Linked DNA regions of Homo sapiens: all the other regions are linked to region 1. Evidence: read pairs that join two places in POLR2A ChIA-PET (ENCODE). Cell type or tissue: MCF 10A. All regions are shown on one strand.

What was found. Peaks named below come from ENCODE experiments on the same cell type or tissue, not always from the same donor. Only the 100,000 strongest peaks of a DNase experiment are listed, where the experiment ranks them.
Region 2: POLR2A ChIA-PET joins it to region 1 with 6 read pairs; 1 of 35 experiments calls an interaction of 5 or more read pairs at or near these places.
Region 3: POLR2A ChIA-PET joins it to region 1 with 5 read pairs; 3 of 35 experiments call an interaction of 5 or more read pairs at or near these places.

What each region holds. Positions count from the first base shown.
Region 1 is chr1:183,207,266-183,211,265 of GRCh38, reverse strand. LAMC2 (laminin subunit gamma 2) reads right to left here. Exons shown (of 23, transcript NM_005562.3): 2 at 3,197-3,385. Among named protein-coding and RNA genes, the nearest start is that of LAMC2, 23 kb to the right of the region's middle. RefSeq lists an enhancer at 1,438-1,567. In MCF 10A, no CTCF peak of the experiment used is centred here; a DNase peak (open chromatin) is centred at 1,575.
Region 2 is chr1:182,678,967-182,682,966 of GRCh38, reverse strand. All of the region lies in intron 1 of RGS8 (regulator of G protein signaling 8), which reads left to right. Among named protein-coding and RNA genes, the nearest start is that of RGS8, 3.6 kb to the left of the region's middle. In MCF 10A, no CTCF peak of the experiment used is centred here; a DNase peak (open chromatin) is centred at 1,876.
Region 3 is chr1:183,058,288-183,062,287 of GRCh38, reverse strand. All of the region lies in intron 1 of LAMC1 (laminin subunit gamma 1), which reads right to left. Among named protein-coding and RNA genes, the nearest start is that of LAMC1, 37 kb to the right of the region's middle. RefSeq lists a silencer at 1,644-1,693. In MCF 10A, no CTCF peak of the experiment used is centred here; a DNase peak (open chromatin) is centred at 1,697.

The DNA.
Region 1 (4,000 bases):
GAATTTCAAAGTATCTGCAAAAGGTTATCAGGGCTTAAATATGTGGTTGGAAGAGCTGAAGGTAACTCAGCCCTGTTGCTGAGCCCACAAAGTCATAATCTAAAAATAAGCCTAATTTCTGCATTTTTGGGAAATCGATATAAAGTCCAAAATTGGTGACTACTCTGGGGTTTATTAATGCCATTGGCTTCATTTGACATACATGTAATGATAGCATTTTTTTGTAAGACATGTTATTTTGCATTTGAAATGGAATATACAACAGATTTCCCTGTCAAGTTATTATCTGAAAGTGAAAAATATCCTCTGGCTAATTGGGATACTGAGAAATCACATAGGGAATTAAACTTGTGCTAGTGGTTTGGTGACATGTGCAGCTGAGGAGCAGCTGGGGACAGCACATGGTGGGAACAGTCTCTGTCACCAATGTGTCTTTCAGCCTCTGCAGTTTGGACCCTGAAAGTTCAGTTTCTTCATCTCTTTAACAGTGGATGTGTTAACACATTGTTGTCAGACTGTTATGAGGACTAAGAAGGACATCATCTATGATAATGTTTTGGAAAATTATAAAGCATTAGTCAGATCTTAGGAAATAATATCCATCAAGCTTTTTGTGTACACATAAATTGTCTGCTTTTGGGCATTGAAAAATGCCATTCTGATTTTTTTTTCTTTCATATGGAGGGAATAAGAGAATTATTCTTGATCAGAAGATCTGGCTTACAACTTTAGTTCTTGCAATCAGTTGCTGGAAGACTTTAGGCCATTCATTAATTTTTCTAGGTCTCAGTTTCCCCACTGTCTTAATAAGAAAAACAACTACATCAATTCACAATTTACTGAGTTGCCCGCCATGTGCTTGTCAAACACCATTTTATCTCCACAGGATCCCATGACATGAATATCATGAACACTCTTTAACAGATGGGGATGCTGGAGCAGCAAGAGGTTAAGGAACCTGCCCAGAGTGACCTAATGATGATGGTGGTTGTGTCCAGATTTGCACCCTGGCTGCCTGGCTCCATAACCCACCACTGTACTCTACATTATTACCTTTGATGTCAACAAACCTGGTCCTGAACTCTTACTCTGCCCCTTAGCTCTATGACCTTGGACAAGTTTCTTCCCCTCCCTCCCTAAGTCTCTGCTACATCATTTGTGAAATGGGAAAAAACATAGCCCCCTCTTTAGTTATTTGTGAAGATTAATTAATTACTGGATTAAAAGCACCTAGAAAAGTGCCTGGCCCAGGGTTGGCACATGGCACATGTTAACTATCATATAAGACATAAATCAATACTGGGCTCCACCACTTCCTGCCAAGCTGTTCCCACTGAGTCTGGGATATCTATTACCCAAATAAAAAGAAGGAGCCAGTTTCACTTGCCCTTACCACTGGGCAAGCAGTAGACTACATGCTGAAACAGAAGAGATGACATGGTAAATCCTTCTTTACCATCCTTCTGTGCTAGGCAGCAGGTTCCTGGTCTACCCTGAGACTAATAACCTTGTCTTCAGGCCAGGCTTTCAAGCTGAGCCAATTAAATTTCTAGTTTCATTCTCACTGATCATTTCACTGGGATGACCCAACTCTGGTGACTCACAATGAAGCTGCATGACCTAAGGCAATAGGAGCTCTTCAGAGAGGTTAAATGCCCATTAAAATGCAATAATTTGTCTTTTAATTTTTTTATGAAGTTCTTTGATTCATAGGGAGGACTGCTAAATCCAAAAGATTCTGGATGCAAATTCCACACAACAAAGCTAAACTAATCTGAGTCAAACCACATTGTGACAGCAACTTAGGTGAATTTGGGGGGTGACTGCTGCGATATGGGCCTATCTCACCACAGGGTCACCCAGTTTTCTATAAGACTCCCAAACCACTCTACCAGCAACTCATGGCTGCACCAGAATCTGCCCATTTTTAGATTCTTTCAAGCTGCAGCTATCAGTTGGTTCCACAGACCTACTACACTAAGTCATTGCCATGCAATAAGGCTGTATGCTTTAAGTGGATCAATATTTATCACAGGATGCTGTTAAACACTTTCTAGCAAAGAAAAGTAGATAATGCCAGAAAGATAATAGACAAATGAACCGTTTAAAAAAAAAATCTTATTTACAGAACCACCTCTCTCTCCCCCTTTATATTTACTAACTTGTCTTTACTGTCTGTCCACAATGAATACAGCACAGTGTATGTATCTGTGTGTACAGCAAAGACCTACAGTTATATGAATATAGCACTGTGTGGGATACTTTAAAAAAAAAAAAAAAAACAACTAGCCAGGCGCGGTGGCTCACACCTGTAGTCTTAGCACTTTGGGAGGCTGAGGCAAGTGGATCACGAGGTCAGGCACTCGAGACCAGCCTGGCCAACATAATGAAACCCCATCTCTACTAAAAATACAAAAAATTAGCTGGGCGTGGTGGTGGGTGCCTGTAATCCCAGCTACTCAGGAAGCTAAGGCAGGGGAATCGCTTGAACCTAGGAGGCGGAGGTTGCAGTGAGCCGAGATGGCACCACTGCACTCCAGTCTGGACAACAGTGTGAGACCCTGTCTCAAAAAAACAAAACAAAACAAAAAAACAAACTAGCTCTCCTATGAACCAGCCACCCCATTAGGTGTTTCCTATTTGTTATTTTGTTTTATCTTTTTAGCAACCTAATGAAAGACTTCAATTTTCCTGTTTACTTGTCTGTCTCCTTTATTAGTACAACTTCATATTGCTAGCACCTAGCACAGCACTAGAAACAGATCTTTCTAATTCCTTATTTTTCAAGAGGTTGGTCAAATGGATGGCTATGGATATGAAGAACTATCCCTGAAAGAGTGCAAGCTTCCTTTGTCATCTGCTTGCAAAAGACTGTCACCTGCCTGGAAAAGTTAATAATGTGACTCTTTGTATTAGAATTCAAGACAACATGCCCTCAAGGTCCCAACTGGTTCCACCAACCCCTACTTAAGAGAAACATGTTTCCTTTCAGATTGAAACTGCTAAAAAGACCAATGTCTGGTAGGTTCCCAGTTGTTGGTGAGGTTGAACATCTCCCTCTTGGCCTGCTTGCTTTCCCTGTTTTCTTTCTTTTTCCTCCGTTGTTCCCTTCCTTCTTCTTTTCCTCCTTCCTTCCTTCCCTCTTGTCTCCCCACTGCTCCATCTCCCTCTCCCTCTTTCCGTCCTTTTCAGCTACCTTTGGAGTTACAATTGCAGGGCAAACAGCGGTCCCTTTCTCTGTGCCGGTAAAAGCCATTCTTGCACTTCTCGCAGTGAATGCCATCAGTGTTGTCATTGCAGTTGAGGCAGCGGAATCCATTACCAGTTTGTCTGTGAAGTTCCCGATCAAAGATACACTGCCTGGACTTCCCATTGCAATCACAGACTGGGGAGGAAGCATACAAAAGAGATCGTCAAAAAAAAAAAAAAACACCTCAGGAACTGTTCTAGCAGGTGTTTATGTTATTATTGATAGAAATTATGCATGAGTACTATATGGTAACCTACACTCCTTGCGGGAGGAAGATATGGGAGTGCAATTGGCAGTGCAGGGACCCCGGGGACGCCTGCTCCACTTAAAGGAAGTAGGCACTATGCAATGCTGGTGGGCTGCTGTCTGGGAGAACATGGGCTCAGGGTTGCCAGACTGTCCAGTTCCTCGAGAGAAACCCAAAATGTTAAATTACATTTTTATGCGGATATTTCTGATTTAAATGTTTGCAAGGAGTTCATTTCAAAACACTGCAATCCCACAGAGCAAGTGTGTGGGCTCACGGAGACCTGAGGATGGGCAGCTGCGGACTCAGCACAGCTATTAGCCGATGGTGTCGCTGCTCAAGATACACAACACCCATCCCACCGGTGCCCGTCAAGGCAAAGGAGTGGACGTGACCGTCTGGGCACATGTCTCCTCCCAAAGCCAAGTGTCCCATGAAGAATGACCTTTCTCAAGTATCTAGGAAGCCCATCCTGCAGATGTTCCAAAGAGACTCGCAAAGTG
Region 2 (4,000 bases), 530 kb after region 1:
ATGCCAGTTAGGTGAAGGTCTTTCTCCCGTGGGTCAGTGAACTCTGACCTGGAGAACATGGTTCCTTAGTCACAACAGCCATGCCACTATAGCAAGGGGCTCTTAGAGGACAGAGCAAGAGTGTGGATGGACAGCTGAGCCAAACCCTCATCTTTCTGTTAAGAAAAACCCTCCAAGTGTGGATCTCAGCCATGGGTCAGCAGCAGCATGAGCTGAATAGGCAGAGTTGGGGTGGAAAAAGTACTGGAGGTCCTGGGTTCAAGTCTTCTTAGGGCCATTAATTGAATTACCCTGGGCCCTCCACTCAGGGCCACTGAGCAGCTTCATCTGTAAAATGAGTGATAACAAGTGTCTGGCTCACTTTCAAAGGAGCTTGTGAGGATCAGCTGAAAGGAATGATAGCTCCCAGTGGTCAAGATGTGCTGAACAACTTTGCCAGGTACTTGCCCACATGATGCTGTTTAATTCTCCCAACTTCCTAGAACAAATTGAGGCTCAAGGGGGGTAAAAAAAACTCGAGGAAGTTCAGCCAGAGAAGTGAAAGCACCTGTCCTTGTATCATCATCCCCATTTACTCTCTAACAGACCCTTCAGAACCTTTAAGCCCACCACTCTTGCCAGGAGCAAGGGTGCAGAAATATGCCTGTTCTTCCAACTTAGCAGGTGCTAAGCCTCAAATGTCCTTTTTGTTCTCCATCTTCCTTTCTCAATCCCAGCTCCAACTTGTGACTTGTGATTATAAGTAACAAAACTCACATTTGTATAGCACAACCCAGCTTGTGACTGCGCTATACAAATGTAAGTTTTGTTAATATAATGACTTTATGACTTAGAACAATTTTCCTGTCTATTCTATTCCAGGCTCTCTGTTTTATGCTTTCTGGTTTCTTCTTTGTCCAAACACCTACATTTCTAGAGATGTCAGAAATGCTTTCTTGCTTCCCCTCTGTGCCTGGGGGGTATTTTTCACGTCCAAGAAATATCAGCATCATCATCAGAACCTTTGCCAGTGTTCTCTGCATGGAATTGGTCAGTGTTCTCTGTATGGAATTTCCCAAAGGCTTTTGAATTCAGCAGTAAAAGGTTCTAGAAGGAAGAGGGTCTCAGAAAAGCTGAGTGGCTTAAGGTTGATTCCTCCCAGGGCCTTGTCTCTCAAGGAAAAGTGTCAGGGGGAATTTGCTCAGCATCTCCGTGCATCGGAGTGCACCCACACAGCCCTCGTCCCTCCTCCCGCCTCCAGCTCAGACATTAACGTGCACCAGCACATGCCCGCAAGCAAGGCGTCTCACTGAGTGCTCTCAGTTCCCAGTTCTGTGTGAATTTCGGAGCAAATACCAGTGGGAGAACTGTCCCCAGAGTCCCAGACTCCACTCCACTATTCCCTGCTGCTGTTGCTGTGGCCGAACCCCACTCCTGGGTCTGATGGCTGTGGATTCTCCTTGCTGCGTGATTCTAGGTGTCTGGCTAGAATGGAGCTAGGAGTGAGGACATGAAAGCCATTGCCTGAAGTCATTAAAAATGGAGGATTAGAAAGAGCTTATTTTATATTCAGAGAAGGGGGAGAGTGCTGAAGCTGCTCTCTGCCCACAGCTGTAGACTCTGATGGCAAATGGTAAAGCTTTTGTTACTATCTGAGAAGGGGAAGAGATTGATAACCAGCACCCTGGCACTGAGCGATAGGAGGGAAAGCCACATTTCAGTTGTGACAGGGTTTCATGCTTGCCTCTCAGCTCCATGGCTTTGAAAACTACATCCCTCTGCTTCTCCACCTTTGGCCCTCCTGTCCCATCCATGCAGCCTCCACACCTCTCCCCACTGGGTGTGGGGCTTCTGCCTTCTCGGACTCTGATGTTCTCCCTGTGACTCAATGTTTTCATAAGCCTAAGTGATTTACAGCCCATGTTTACTTATATATTTCACTGAATTCTTGCAGTAACACAGGAAGTGGGCATTGCCTTAGTAATTCTGATTTCAGAGATGAGAAGGCAAGGTCCTAAGCCAAGGAGAGCCTGCCATAAAGGGGCAGAGTTGGAGCTTGAACCCTTGTTGCTGACCCTGGAGCCTGTGCCACTCTGTGACTCCACACTGTCTCTGTTGGCCAGCATCCTACACCAAACACAGTTTCCTCACCTACCTGCTGGGGGGCTCGTGTCAGCTCAACATACATTAACTGAGCCTTTTCCTGTTGCCGGGGACCGTGCTACATTTTGGAGGTGTAGAGATGAAAAATACGTTTTTTACCTAGGCAATGTACATAGGGAATGTAATGTACCCATGCCTGGGACCTTGCTTGGCACATAGGAGACACTTAAATGTTAGTCAGATGAATGAATGAATGAATGAACCCATGCTTTCTGCCCTTGATGAACTTAGGATCTGGTTAGGAGAAGAGAGTTGCAGGTACCTAGCTATGCCAGGTGCTGACATAGAGAAGTGTGCCTGGAAGCCATAGGAGCACAGAGGGCATTTCCTGAACTTGGGTGTTCAGGTGAGGCTTTTGGAGAAGTCGTCCTGAAGTGCAGCTTGAGGATGAGCAGGACTCACTCAGATCAAGGACATTCTGGGCAGAGGAAATGAAATAAAGGAGGCCCAAAGCCATGGAACCCTGTGATATGTGCTCATGATTATGGAAAGTGTAGAGTTATTGGGGCCTGAAGGACAAGCCAGGGAAGTGGTAGGTGACTCTCAAGGTAGCCAGACCTTGGGGTGTTTGTGTATCAGGATCCTTCTTAAGCTGGAACTTTATCCCTAGAGTAGGAGGGCTTAAAGGTTTTGAGGAGAAGGAAATGCAGTCATGTTTGTGACTAACCAGGTGATTATGGCTGCAGATTGGAGCTGAATTTAAGAAAATAGGCTGTCTCATGGGGACCAGAGACTGTGAGGACGTGAACCAGGACCGTAAGGACATGAGCCAGAGCAGTGGTAGCGAGGATGGAGGGGAGGAGACAGATTTGAAAACTATGAAAGATTTAATCAGTATGATTTGGTAATTGGTTGTCGACAGGAGATGAGAGAAAGGGAGTTGCCTGTAATTACTTTCCTATTTCTGGCTTGAGTTACTCAGTAGATGGTGGTGCCAGAAACTGAGATCAGCAATTCCAGAGGAAGCCAAGGTTTATATGTGTGTGTAGGGGGTGCGGGTGGAGTGGGAGGTGGGCGTGGTGAGGGCGGCGGATAAAATGGGCCAAGAAAAGATGGGAATATGATGTGTCCATTATTTAGATATATTTGCAGTTGTTAGGCCTGTAGGATATCTGAGGGGTATGTTCAGCAACCCAAGGACTATCGGAGTCTACATGATTGGGAGCTATTGGTGTCTACATGATGGGAGAGGGGCTAGAGTTGGACAAAAATATTTAGAAATGGTCAATATACCCAATGTAGTTAGGACTATGGGCAAGGATGAGATTGCCCAAGTAGCATGCAAGGTGAGAGAGGCAGGAAGCTAAGATTAGAGAGGAAGGAAAATACCAGTGTTTATGGGGTGGACAGAGGAGGAGGAGCCAGCAAAGGAGACCAAGGGGAAGGGCAGCCAGGGGAGTGTAATGTTGGGAAGTCAAAAGAGAGAGATCCAAGAAATGAATGGTCACCATGGCAAAGGCAGCAAAGAGGTTCATAAAGACAAGTACTGGAACATTTCCACTTGAACCTCACAGTATGGAGGCTGTGTTTCGGGGGAATGGTGGGAATGGAAGCCAAATGGCAAAGGGGTTAGGAGGGGATAGGAAGTGAGGAAGCAGAGGAGACTCTTTCAAGCAGTTTTGCTGATAAAAGGAGAAACACCCAAGGGTGTTTCCCAAGGGGAATTTTTTTAAATAAAAGAGATGAACATTGTTTTTGTTAAGTGCAGAATAACATGTGAGAAAGAGAAAATAAAGATAGAGTTCATAAAGGAGGGTCCATGGGAAAGAATAGGTGGAAGGCCACAGGAGGAAGAATTCACCTTAAATAGACACATCTGAGGGCAGCTGGAAGGAGGTCAGGGTGTGTGTAATATGGA
Region 3 (4,000 bases), 150 kb after region 1:
TCATGTTCTGACAAGAAAATAGTATTGATGCAGCAAAAAAGCTATTAGAATCTTCGTATCTTTGAAACTTTGAACTTTTTTAATTTTGCAAACAAAATATATAGAAATAAGTTTTAAGATGAAACCAAGTGAAGATTGAAACATAGATTTCCACCTTAAATTTAACGTACCAAATACAATAAACGTATATAACTGAACACTATTCTTACCTGTTTTATATATTGGGAGTCTGATTTCATGGGATAAAGGATTCTGTTACTAAGAAGATCTGAGAACTGCTGTATGCAAACGTGCAGAGTCAACTGGCACTATAGTCAGAAAAAGACATAGGCTTCCTTCTCTGCCATGTCCCAATGACGTACAGTGAGAATTTAATTGCCCAAAGTCTTAATTGCCTTACTAGATTATTAATATTTACTTTATCAGGTATTATGAGCATTCAATATAAATGATGTCTGTGAAGCCCAAGACTGGACAGAATAGGCACTCATTAGTTATTCTCTTCTTATATGGCCTTACATGTGTGTATTCACCTCAACATTAAATGAAAATAAGAGACAGAATGTATTAACTAGAATCATTTAAATTTCAATGTACAAATTCACAGAGCAAAACTGATTTCTGATTAGAATTCCTTTTGACATTTTTCATAATCTATGAACAAAAGAACTTACAGTAATATCTCAAAGTAACATAAAACTTAAAAGATATAAGCACTTTTTAAAAAAGAAAAAAAGATATAGATGTTGTTTTCCAAAAAGCACTATCAACAACAACCATAACAAAATGTCAGGAAACCATGTTATAATGAGACTATAGGAACATCTTGTAAATGCCAAAGAATACTGACAAATTATTTCCCAACTTTCCTTCTGGGCTCACAGTCCTATACAGATGAGCCTAGGGGAAGAAAAAAAAAACACCAACCAAAAAATCTAAAGACAAAAATTAAAACTGAAAGAACTGTTCCTCTGACAAATCAGAGTAGAAAGTTCAGGATTTAGGCAGAGTTTTCACACACTAATAACCAAAGACTAAAATGGAAAGGACTTTATTTTTGAAGGGAGTATGGGGGCTGGGAACCTTGGCACACCAAAATGTGAGATATCTAAAAGTGAACTGGTTTGCCAGAGTTTTTGTGGTTTGCTGTTTTCAGTGTCTCTCCTTTTGCCTTTCTGATCGACATCACCCTAGTCCTATCCCTCATTAACTCACATCTGGATTGCTACAATAACTTAACCTACTACCATTATACTAATTTTCCTGCAACTCTGCTATCTAACCATGTCACTTCTGACAAAAAAACTAAAATGGCTACCCTTCCTAACACATCTCAATTGGTCAGCTTCATATTCAAAGCCTTTCATGAAGTGATCATATCTTCCTATCTCTATTTTACACAAACCTACTTCTCAACACGATATTTTCTCAAACTGTCTCATTCTTGCCATCACAATAGCACTGATTTTGCATCCATATTTTGCTCATACTGTTATATCAACTTAAGATAACTTCTCTACTTCTGCTTTTCACCCATTCATTCGGTCATATAAGCATCTAATAAGTGCCTACTGTGTGTCTGGCATCAACTTAGTGCTAAGAATACAAACATGATTAAGATCTAGCTCTTGTCCCCAGGGAATGTAATGATAATTATGAGTCAGACATGTAAACAAATCGTTAGGACACAGTGTAGTAAGCACTGTAATATTGTGTACAGGGTACTATGGAAACACAATAGGCGTAGTGAGTCACTGCAAGAGAAAGTAAGACATGAGGAGAGCCTGGTCCAAGAGACTGCACAGTAGAAATAAAGTTTGAATTGAGTCTTAAAGGATGGCAAATGCAGGACAGAGGGACAGGGTAAAGGGGTAATTGCTTTTTTTTTTTTTTTCTTTTTTGAGATGGGGTCTTGCTATGTAGCCCAGGCTGGCCTTGAACTCCTGGGCTCAAGCAATCCTCCTGCCTCAGCCTCCTGAGTAGCTGGAACTATTGGTGCATGCCATACTACTTAAGATGAAAATGAAAATGCATGTCATGTTCCAGGAACTGCCAGAGATACAGCACAAATGGATTGCAAGGAGCAAGTGGGAAAGGCACATTCACAAGGACTTAAAAGTCTAGCTACATGATGAGGGGCCAAGGGTGATTTCTAAGCAGACAGTGAGTGGCATGATCAGATGTGAGGTTTCTAAAGGCTTGCTTTGAAAGGACTCTCCTTTCAAAATCAACAGAGCCCTCCCTACTATCACAATCCTCACGTTTCCTTCCTTGCTCCCCTTCCCACTTCAGGTACCAGAACAATAACAGCTGCCATCATGGAACATGTGATGTCCCCTACACAGTGCCAGAAACTTCCAACGTGTCATCTCATTTAATCTTTACAACATCTCTATAATCAAGGAACCTACAGTCAGAGAAATTAAATTTCTTACTCTGATGCACGTAGTTTGTAAGTGGTAAATGAAATCCAAACCTAACTAACTTCAGATTCTGTGGTTTCCTACGAATATGCCACACACGATCCCAGCCTGAACTGCACTCTCCTCACCCTCTCACTATTCCACGTTTGTGTCCCCTCTGTTTTACCTATCTTATAATTTGCTCCGAGACCCAGTTCAATGTCCTGAGTGGCCACAAATTAGTTGTGGACTTACACTGAGCAAGTCACTTACCTTGGCTAGTTCCTTCACTGAAATTAGGTGGCCACTCAGATCATTTCCATTATCTCCTGTCACACAATCTGGGTTAGTTATTTTTATTATTGGGCCAGAGTTTTGCTCCTGTTGCCCATACTGGAGTAGAATGGCATGATCTTGGCTTACTGCAACCTCCACCTCCTGGGTTCAAGCAATTCTCCTGCCTCAGCCTTCCATGTAGCTGGGATTACAGAGTTATTAATACAAACCACAAATGCTGGTATATAACAGGGCAAGTGGGCTTATCCAGTCTGGGATGCCAAGTTCCACCATGATGTAATGTATTAATAACCCATCCATCAATATGTATTCAGAACATCTCTCAAACCAGGAAGCTGAGCCTGAGTTAATAACAGCATCAACAATGAAGCTTCTCCCTTATCTCTGAGTAGGTTTCTTATTTTGCTAATACAGCCTCCTCAAAGCATGGATGTTCTGCCTGTGAAGACCTGAGCTAGAGGCCACTTCACTACCAGATGAGTCTAAGAAAATACACACGCACTAGGCTGCAGGGAACACAATAGAAGCAACTGCCTATGCATAACAAAAACAGAGCCTGTCATATCATAGTCATCTTGCAAGAAAATCTTCTGTGAGACGTTTTTTCCCAAGGGGAGAAAATTTTACATGTTATAAAACAGAACAACATATAGATATTACCTTCCTTGAAGAGCCCTTGCTGCTTTGATTGCAGCTGACAGGCTTTTCCTTTAAAATACATGTAAACATGTAGGTAGCTTTTTGTTGGTGGCTTTTTGTGAATTTTTTTCTACCCCATTAATCACCTTCTTTCATGCTCCAGGGAAACCAAGTAGGTGGGCAAAAATTCCTGGATGTTTTTGGGAAGGTACTCACACCCACACCCACAGACAGAAGAAATATTTCAAGTCTACATAAACAGTCTTAGGAGATAATTTGGGTAACAAGAAACATTAGTATAAGTAAAGACAAAATATTTACATATTGAGACATAAGAAGACATTACAGAAAAATGGGAACCGTGTATAAGAACTAAAAAACTTAAACCTGAATCCTTTAAGATGTGTTTTCACACACCAGACTCCCAAATCACCAAATCCATCATTCTTCATTTCAGTGAGTATTTGCTGGAGACAGAAAACAATATGAATCTCTATTATCAAATAACTGTCTAGAAGAAACAAAACCAGACTTAAATATACACCTGCCAAGCAAATTGAAATAACCATAGATGGGTCTTTATCACAAAAAGCAATGATTTCAAGAAGCAGACACATATAAAGATGTACAAAATGCAAAGCATTGTAAAATTCAGTCACCCT